2 separate regions of the Homo sapiens genome follow, and region 2 is linked to region 1. Evidence: chromatin contacts called from ENCODE Hi-C or POLR2A ChIA-PET data. All regions are on one chromosome and are shown on one strand. The core of a region is the stretch at or near the end of the contact, and the rest is flanking DNA. Distances in the headings are between cores, read along the strand shown.

What was found. A loop is a pair of places that touch in the nucleus more often than their neighbours do. ChIA-PET counts read pairs that join two places held with the same protein, here RNA polymerase II (POLR2A). Pooled maps may share reads with other maps.
Region 2: POLR2A ChIA-PET joins it to region 1 with 15 read pairs in activated CD4-positive, alpha-beta T cell. The contact joins two enhancer-like sites. A Hi-C loop is called at or near these places in 2 of 50 pooled maps. POLR2A ChIA-PET finds 5 or more read pairs at or near these places in 2 of 52 experiments (CD8-positive, alpha-beta memory T cell and activated CD4-positive, alpha-beta T cell).

The regions. Positions count from the first base shown.
Region 1 is chr20:35,132,888-35,137,527 of GRCh38, reverse strand. MMP24-AS1-EDEM2 (MMP24-AS1-EDEM2 readthrough) reads left to right here. Exons shown (of 15, transcript NM_001355008.2): 10 at 2,579-2,790. EDEM2 (ER degradation enhancing alpha-mannosidase like protein 2) reads left to right here. Exons shown (of 11, transcript NM_018217.3): 6 at 2,579-2,790. Among named protein-coding and RNA genes, the nearest start is that of EDEM2, 12 kb to the left of the region's middle. RefSeq lists an enhancer at 2,957-4,156. Within about 2 kb of position 3,072, at least 9 of the 41 ENCODE cell types and tissues checked have a DNase peak (open chromatin) inside an H3K27ac peak, as active enhancers do.
Region 2 is chr20:35,900,061-35,904,700 of GRCh38, reverse strand. All of the region lies in intron 10 of PHF20 (PHD finger protein 20), which reads right to left. Among named protein-coding and RNA genes, the nearest start is that of SCAND1, 52 kb to the left of the region's middle. Within about 2 kb of position 2,285, at least 4 of the 41 ENCODE cell types and tissues checked have a DNase peak (open chromatin) inside an H3K27ac peak, as active enhancers do.

The DNA of each region.
Region 1 (4,640 bases), core at 1,823-4,322:
GAAGGGTGTTGGTGTGAGCATTAGCAGCCCTGGATTCTAGACTCAGCTCTGCCAGCCAACATCGTGACCAAGCCACTCTTTCTCTTCATAGTTTGTTGTTTGTTTGTTTGTGATGGAGTCTTGTTCTGTCGCCCAGGCTGGAGTGCAGTGGCACAATCTCAAGTCACTGTAACCACCGCCTCCTGGGTTCAAGCAATTCTTTTGCTTCAGCCTCTTGAGTAGCTGGGATTACAGGCGCCTGCCACCATGCCCAGCTAATTTTTGTATTTTTTAGTAGAGATGAAGTTTCGCCACGTTGATCAGGCTGGTCTCAAACTCTTGACCTCAAGTGATCTGGCTGCCTCGGCCTCCCAAAGTGCTGGGATTACAGGCATGAGCCACTGTGTCTGGCCTCTCTCCACAGTTTGGTTTCCCCATCTATCAAATGAGAATCATAATTTCTACTTCCCTACCACATCGGGTTTTGGAGAGGCTAAAATGAGGTCAGGAAGGAGAAACTGCTTAGAGAACGTCCAACACTTTTAAAACGAGAGGGATTTGTTTTGTGGCTAAGCTGTGTCCAGGGCTGCAGGTCAAGCCTCCATGTTTTTGTCTAGTGGGGCAGTAACACCAGGCTCAGTAGCATCAACTGTACACTGTGTTCCCTTCAGGGTGTGGTGGAGGCTCTGAGGACTGTTCACACCCAGACACGTCACACTGTGCTTTCCATCACCTCTTGGCCATCTCACTTATTTATCCCTTTTCTTTCTTAATTTTTTTTTTTTTTTTTTTTTCAGACAGGGTCTTGCTCTGTCGCCCAGGCTGGAGTGCAGTGGCGTGATCATGGCTCACTGCAGCCTCTCGAACTTCTGGGCTCAGTTGATTCTCCCACCTCAGCCTCCTGAGTAGCTGGGATTACAGGCAGATGCCACCATGCATGGCTAAATTTTTTTTTGTAGAGATGGGGTTTCACCATGTTGCCCAGGCTGGTCTTGAACTCCCGGGATCAAGTGATCCATCTGCCTTGGACTCCCAAAGTGTTGGGATTACAGGCGTGAGCCACCACACCCGGCCTCTTTATCCTTCTCACATAGCACTTGCCTCTCCTTTGGGGGAGAGCTGAGGATAGCGGGTGAGCTAGGTTCAGGTCTCACTCATGGCTCATGGCTCATGGCTTGAGCGTCTCCTTGCAGACATTGTGTCCTGTGTGATTCATCCCTGGAGGAAACTCTGGAAACTCTGCCTAGCTGCTCCTCCTTTATAATTTAATTATTTTTGGTCATTGGTCATTTTATAAAAAAAGGTCAAGAAACAGGATTTTGTCACTCCTCTTCTTTTTATTACAGCCTGACTTTTTCTGAAATATTGCTTAGAGCCCTTCCTGGTTGTGACTTGCTCTCCCGCTGGTGCCTGCCAGATTGCAAGTTTCTTGTCTGTGGCAGACACAGTTGCTAGACCCTGTGGTTCTTGGAAGTGTCGACACCTTTGTTCACAGTTTGGTGACGCATAGGCTGCTCTGGAGTTGTTTGACCTTTAGGCCCAGAGAGGAAATCTCTGCCTCTGGCTGGTTGTCCAGTTCTCGTCTTGAACCAGAAGGCACTTGGGTGCCACTTGGGTGGGGCGGGCAGAGAACTGGACTGGGGCTGGGGTGGGCACAGGGGAGGCGTTCCCATCCCAGCTCTGTTTGACTCTCTCTGTGTGACCTGTGGCTGAATTACTTCTTTACAGGCATGGTTTTCCCTACCTATAAATCGAGGGTCATACTATATCCGTGGTTTAGTGGTTTATATCCTATTTTGCTTCCCTTTAAAAATAATTTAGCCCCTATACTCTTTATTTAAAGCAGAGATCTTTATTTAAAGTCTATGAATGGCTTTGTTTATTATTATTATTATTTTGAGACAGGGTCTCGCTCTGTCACCCAGGCTGGAGTGCAGTGGTGCAATCTCAGCTCACTGCAGCCCACGCCTCTTGGGTTCAAACGATTCTCGTGCCTCAGTCTCCCAGATAGCCAGAATTACAGGCGTGCACCACCACGCTTGCCTAATTTTTGTATTTTTAGTAGAAATAGGGTTTCACCATGTTGGCCAGGCTGGTCTCGAACTCCTGGCCTCAAGTGATCTGCCTGCCTTGGCCACCCAGAGTGCTGGGATTATAGGCGTGAGCCAAAAGTCTATGAATGGCTTTGAACGGGGCTTACTCTTGTCATTGTGCCACAAGCCCCACCACTTTCTGTGGCTTAAACCCTGCCTGCATCACAATAAGTTACCTGCCTGGGCTTTGAAGGCGTAGTGTAAAATAAATAAAAATAGGTAAAGCTCTCTAGCTAAAGCGAGTGTGTGTGGAGCACAGCCTGCTCCCTGCCCCCTCATGATGAGCAGGAACCCAAGGTTATGCAGAGCAGTGTTTGACAGCATCTGGGCTGGGTGGCTGCTCAGGGCCCTCCAGTTATGACATTTATCTTTCTCTGGCTCAGACTCTAGCAGGATACCCAGGAGAAAGAGGGAAGTGCTGGCTAAGGTCCCAGGCTTTGGGCGTGTATCAGAACTATCCCTATCCCCCTGCTCCTGTCCGGGATCATAATTTGTCGATTGTTCAGCCTTTCAGACCCCCACTGGCATGCCATATGGAACAGTGAACTTACTTCATGGCGTGAACCCAGGAGAGACCCCTGTCACCTGTACGGCAGGGATTGGGACCTTCATTGTTGAATTTGCCACCCTGAGCAGCCTCACTGGTGACCCGGTGTTCGAAGATGTGGCCAGAGTGGCTTTGATGCGCCTCTGGGAGAGCCGGTCAGATATCGGGCTGGTAGGTTCGCTGCTGCCCTTCCTGTTTGAGTCCCTGCTTACGAGGCCCAGGGCTCTGAGCAATAAGTTGCAGTCAAGCCAAGGAAAACTTAGGGTGACCTTGGGAGTGGTCCAGGATTTGGGCTCAGGACACCAAAAATAGACCAAGCCTCCAATTCAAGTTTGGCTTGGAGTGGGGAGGAGAGTGGGAAAGCACGTTTCTGGCAGGCAGCAGGGGCTGCATTCAGCTTTGACCAGTTGAGATTCTCTGATTTCTAGGAAGAGGGTCGTATGTTTCATGCCCCTGACTCACTTGACGGCTTCAGATCATCAGCTCGTCCGGCCTTCATTTTTAGCGTCTATCTGTATTTGCTGTGTTTCTTAGGACACCGGTTCTGAGAGATACTGAGTGGCAGTTGCATGAAAAAATGAGTCTTGGCCAATTAAGTTAGGGGAATATTAGATATAATATCCCCCCCTTTTTTGGAGAGTCAGAATGCACATGAGCAGAATAAAAATCCTCTAGTAAAGAAATCTATTCAACTTTGTTTAATTTAACATTTCCCAAACTTATTTAACACCAGAGCTTCCCTTTATCTTCCAGTACTATTAACCCATGGAAATTGAACACACTTTGGACCAGATGATCTCTAAGGTCAGTTTCAGCTTCTAAATGGGATAATCAATAAGATTAACAGTAATTGAGCCAAAGCCATCCAGGACATAACACTGGATTTAGTCAGAACTGGATTCAAGCCCTGGCCTTGCTACATCGAAACTGTGTGACCCTGAGCAAGTCACTCAACCTCTCTGGTCCTCAGTTACTTCAGCAGTAACGTTAATATATTAATACCAACTTTGCTGAGTCACTCTGACTTAGGAAGACTGCATTTAGGTCTAGGCACATTTTATGCAGTCTGGTGCTAATCCAGCTTGAAAAGTAAAGCTTGTGTGAGGACTCCCCGAAAATCCCTTAAGAAGGTGCCCCCCTAAGGCTGGGTGCGGTGGCTCACGCCTGTAATTCCAGCACTTTGGGAGACTGAGGCGGGCGGATCACCTGAGATTGGGAGTTCGAGACCAGCCTGACCAACATGGAGAAACCCCATCTCTACTAAAAAATACAAAATTAGCCGGGCGTGGTGGTGCATGCCTGTAATCCCAGCTACTTGGGAGGCTGAGGCAGGAGAATTGCCTGAACCTGGGAGGTGGAGGTTGGGATGAGCCGAGATCGCGCCATTGCATTCCAGCCTGGGCAACAAGAGCGAAACTCCATCTCAAAAAAAAAAAAAAGGTGCCCCGCTGGAGACCTGTAGTAAATCCCTTAGTCCATCTCAGGCAGGTTTTGCTCCAGCAGTGGGACCGTAGTAGACTCTGTTGGTGCCATGCCCATATCCTCTCAACTCTTAACATTTCCATGCACACTGGCCAGTCTTCCAACTGCCATCACCTGCGCCTCTTTGCCTGTGGGTCTCCTCTGGTGCCTGGAGCCACTCTGCTTGCCTTTGGCTGAGGGTACCAGGATTTAATGCTACCCATGAGTAGCTCTCAAGCCGGTAACTGATACTGATGGGAGTTGGTGGATAAACATTCCAGTTCCCTGCCCCTTGGGTGGGATCACTCCGAAGCTGGAGCTCTACACTGAATTCCTAAGCTCCCCAGCAAGATTGAACTCCAGTTCCCATGGTGGAAACCTGCCTGATGGCATACCCCTTAAATGCCGCCTCCCTTGCCCTGCCTCACTTCCCCCTCCTCTACTGGTGTTTACAAGGACTTACCTTCCAAATCAACTACTTTCAGGCAGAATGAGGTTGTGCTCCTGGGGGGACACAAACCAACGCGGAACAGTTAGCTATTTCTTTGAGTACCAGATGA
Region 2 (4,640 bases), core at 1,036-3,535, 770 kb before region 1:
AAGATCAGTCTACGGACTCTCAGACCAGAACTACTACTTCTGCCCAACCTTACCAACCCAGATATTGAGGAGTCCAAAGCCAAGAAATCTCTGCAGGGTACTTTCGAGTCCCAGTGGTTTTGCTGGAAGCCCCAGGAATCTCCATCAGAGAAATCCATGAGAACCCAAGTTCGGGACCACTTGAGGCCAGGAGTTCAAGACCAGCCTGGACAACATGGCAAAACCCCATCTGTACTAAAAATACAAAAATTAGCTGGGTGTGGTGGTGAATGCCTGTAATACCAGCTATTTGGGAGGCTGAGGCAGGAGAATTGCTTGAACCCCGAAGGCAGAGGTTGCAGTGAGCCAAGATCACGCCACTGCACTCCAGGCTGGGCAACAGAGTGAGATTCTGTCTCAAAAAAAAAAAAAAAAAAAAAAAAATCAGAGCATTCAGCATAAAGGGGGTACTTTTTTACAGTTACTATTATCACGCAGCACAAATCCTATAATATTCTGTTTTTCACTTAAGCAGAATGTCAAGTTCACACTGCCTGTAAACTAAAACACAGGCTGCCTGGTATCAGAGTCCCACTGTGAAACGTCTCCCAGTGAAACGTCTCCCCAACTGAACTCCCCACACTGTCTGAAATTCCACCCTGATAAGAGCATTCTCAGAAGCCTGAGGTGAAACCACAATACTATTAAGTTGGTTCTATTCTTTCAAATTTTTGGTTATCAGATTAGTCAAGTATCCAGTAAAACCCTGACAAACTGGGGCAAGGCTTTGATGGGAGAAAGGTAAGGGGTGATGCCTGGAACAGGGGTGCCTTCTGGAGAGCTGCAGCAGAATAAGGCAGCCACACTACAGAATCTTCAGCATACACTACTATGTTCACTCTCATTGATAGCCAGCTACGTGATAAACACTGAACATGTCTACTGAGCCCCATCCACATATGATAATACCGAGGCTCTTGCTGGTTAGTGGCACAGTCAGGGCTGGTGGCCAGGCTTTCAATTTTCCATCTGGATCACAGCAAGATGGATGGTCTAGTTCCTTCGGTCTGGTAACTGCTAAACGTATCAGCAATGAGGCATGGGAGATACATTTGGGTAATCGCCATGTTGTCTAGGAGGCTGTGTCCACTTGACATGTGGATGGGGGTACATTCCTTCCTGGCTGCACAAATCCTGCCCTCACTGAGAGGGTACAGAAATGATCAGACTGTGCCCTCACTGAGAGGGTACAGAAATGATCAAACAGTGGGTGAGTGGTCTGTGTGGCACATTCTGCTGCTAAATTGATCAATTTTACAAAGGACCACTTTAAACAAATTAAAACATAAGGACTTAAAAAACCTTTTGGCAACAAGTTAAAGCATAGGGATTTAAAAGACTCTTGTTTCCCTTAAAGCATTTTATAATTGTCCAACCCTACTAGTCTAGTGAGTATACAGCAGGCCTTATTTTTAAAAACTGGTAAACAAAAATCTCCAATTCACCAAGAAATTTCCAAATCCCATTGAAAAGGATCCTTCAGTATTAACAGAGAGAATAAAATCCCAGGTCAGTATAATGCATGAGACCCAAGAGGGAGACATGAAAGTAGAAAATCAATTACTCAAAAAAAAAAAAAAAAAAGAAAGGATAGGAAAGGAAAGGAAAGGAAACGAAAATCACTCAAAAAAAAAAAAAAAGAAAAAAGAAAAGAAAATCAGTCACTCAGGCTTCTTAATTATACCAAAATGGCAATGTCTTGTCTATTGGTTTTGTAGCTCATCAGTGGTTGGCTGAGTTCAGAACTCAGATCTCTGACTGCCTGGGTAAATGCTTTCACTGAGATAAAGAGACTGTGTATTCAGAGTTTATTATAGGCCAGACATTTTACAAAGCATTTCCCCTTGGGTCATTTAGTGTAACAAAGTTATGAGGTAGGTAGTACTATTATCTCTATTTCACAGATGGGAAAATTGAAGTTTCGCAAGTTCTCTGCCCAAGGTCCTGGAGCAAGCAAGCGGTAGAGCCTGTATTCAAACTCAGGTGAGCTGACACATATTACTCAACATAAACCAAGTCATGCAAGTACAGTTAACCAAGAATCCCAAAGCCAGGTGGTAGATCAGCATCTGGCCAGGAATACCTGCCCCACGCTCAGGTGCATTATACTGAGCAAAGTCCCTCCTCAGACAATTACCATGAACAGGGAGAGGCAGAGGCACTATGTCCTAGCACAGAGAGCACACACCACGATGGTCAGGCAAGCAGGACTTCCATGGGTCCCTCAATGGCCTCCTGCCTGTCAAGCCTTAGCCTTTGGAACAACCTAACTCTGGTGGCTTTGTGCTGTCTGGGGTAGGCTGCACTCTACTTCCAGTGTTGTACCCTCATCCTGCCCAGATGTCAATCCATTACGATATCCAGCACCTGCTATTTCTACTGGCTCCTGACACCTCAATGACCTCCATTTACTCAACATAATCTCCAGTCCTTCAGTGCTGGTTGTTTCTACAGTGCTGCAGAGCCCATGGGATACTGTAGTGACTCAAGATGACTCAACATAATTCCTCCCCAACAGCACTCAGAATCCAGCTAGAGAGCTCACACAAATGTACCCAACTCAGCCACATATGGCTGGATGAGAAGGATGAAATTCTAGAAAGCAAGGGGAAGAAGGAAATCCACTTCCCCACACCAGGCCTTGAAACAGGCTTATTAAAAAGATTAGCTCACAAACTAATCACAAGAACTCAGGTTTACACAGGCTTATTAAAAAGATTAGCTCACAAACTAATCACAAGAACTCAGGTTTACACTCAGAGACAGTGAGGTCTGGAGACCTGAAGAGAGTCCAACAGTGACTGAGGCAACAGATGGGATTCACAACCCATGTGCCCAGCTCCAAAACTTATGCTTTGCAGAAGCATCATTCTGTCCTTACATATTATTTAGCAAGAGAGTGATATAATCAGGTCTGTACTCTTAAAGATCGATCCGATGGCAAAATGATGGATAACCACAGTGAGTAAAGAATGATGGGAGGAAAACTGATTAAGAAATGACCACAACAACCAGGGCAAGAGAAGAAACCTAGATTAGTGCCATGGGACTGAAAAGGAGATTAATTTGGAGGTAAGTCAGATAAAAGGAAACAAACAAACATTAAAATCCTCTCAATTACATTCATTATTTCAAGTAAAAAGCCCAATCCTTTATCTTGGTATCTCTCTGCAGTTTCTTACATTCTTACTGCATTTTTACCATTTCCAAGTATATGTTTTAAGCACACTTTTTTTTTTTTTTTTTTTAGACAGAGTTTTGCTCTGTCATCCAAGCTGGAGTGCAGTGTCACGATCTTGGCTCACTGCAACCTCTGTTTCCTAGGTTCAAGCGATTCTCCTGCCTCAGCCTCCTGAGTGGCTGGGATTACAGGCACCTGCCACCACGCCTGGCTAATTTTTGTATTTTTAATAGAGACGGGGTTTCATCATATTGGCCAGGCTGGTCTCGAACTCCTGACCTCAGGCGATCCACCTCCCAAAGTGCTGGGATTTCAGGTGTGAGCCACTATGTCCGCCTAAGCATGCTTTTTATTGAGGCATAAAACATACACAGAAAAGTACACACAAATAAACACATAAACCAATACTTTTTCATAAATGAACACACCTGTATAACCACCATGCAGATCAGGAAACAGAACATTTCGGAGCCCTAGAAGACTCCCTCCTGCCCAGTTTCCAGTCCTACCCACCTCCTCCCAAAGGTAACTACTGTCCTGACCTCAAATACCATAGATTATTTTTCTTACTCATTTTTGAACTTTATATAAGCAGAACCATACAATCTGCATGAGTTTATGCTAGCTTATTTGGTTGTTGTTTTGAGATGGAGTCTCACTCAGTCGCCCAGGCTGGAGTGCAGTGGCATGATCTCGGTTCACTGCAACCTCTGCCTCCTGGGTTCAAACAATTCTCCTGCCTCAACCTCCAGAGTAGCTCGGATTACAGGCATGCACCACCAAGCCCGGCTAATTTTTTTGTATATTTAGTAGAGACGGGGTTTCACCATGTTAAGTAAGGCTGGTCTCGAACTCCTGACCTCAGGTGATCCTCCTGCCTTGGCCTCCCAAAGCACTGGAATTATAGGCATGAGACACTGTGCCTGGCCTCACATTATATTTTTAATGGATAATACAGCACATACAAAGTCTTGACAGCATAAATGAAGGTTGACCCCTCGGAGGGTCAGAGTTCACCTTAGTCTGCATGGCTCTGCCCCTGTCCTGAAACCTGATTGTATACTCTACTGGGAACACTGCCAGATGTCCTAGGAGTTCCATATACCATTTAAGACCTACACATTTTAATAGAAAACCTCTAAGCCAAGAAGTAGGTAGTGATATTACAATAGCAAGTAAAAAGCTGGGAAGATTATATAATTTATTGGAAATCCATTAATTCTTCTGAAATTCCCCTGGAAACATGTAATTTTTCAATTTCTGTAAGCTTTAGAAGATATTTCCTAAAAGGTTCTCTGTAATAAGTTATAAAATGAGATTTTATGGTAACCCCTATTATGGTTTCTATGCAAAACAAACAGTGCTATTATAAATATCTTCAGTTGCACTTAAGATGAAACAGGATTCACATTTGGACCCA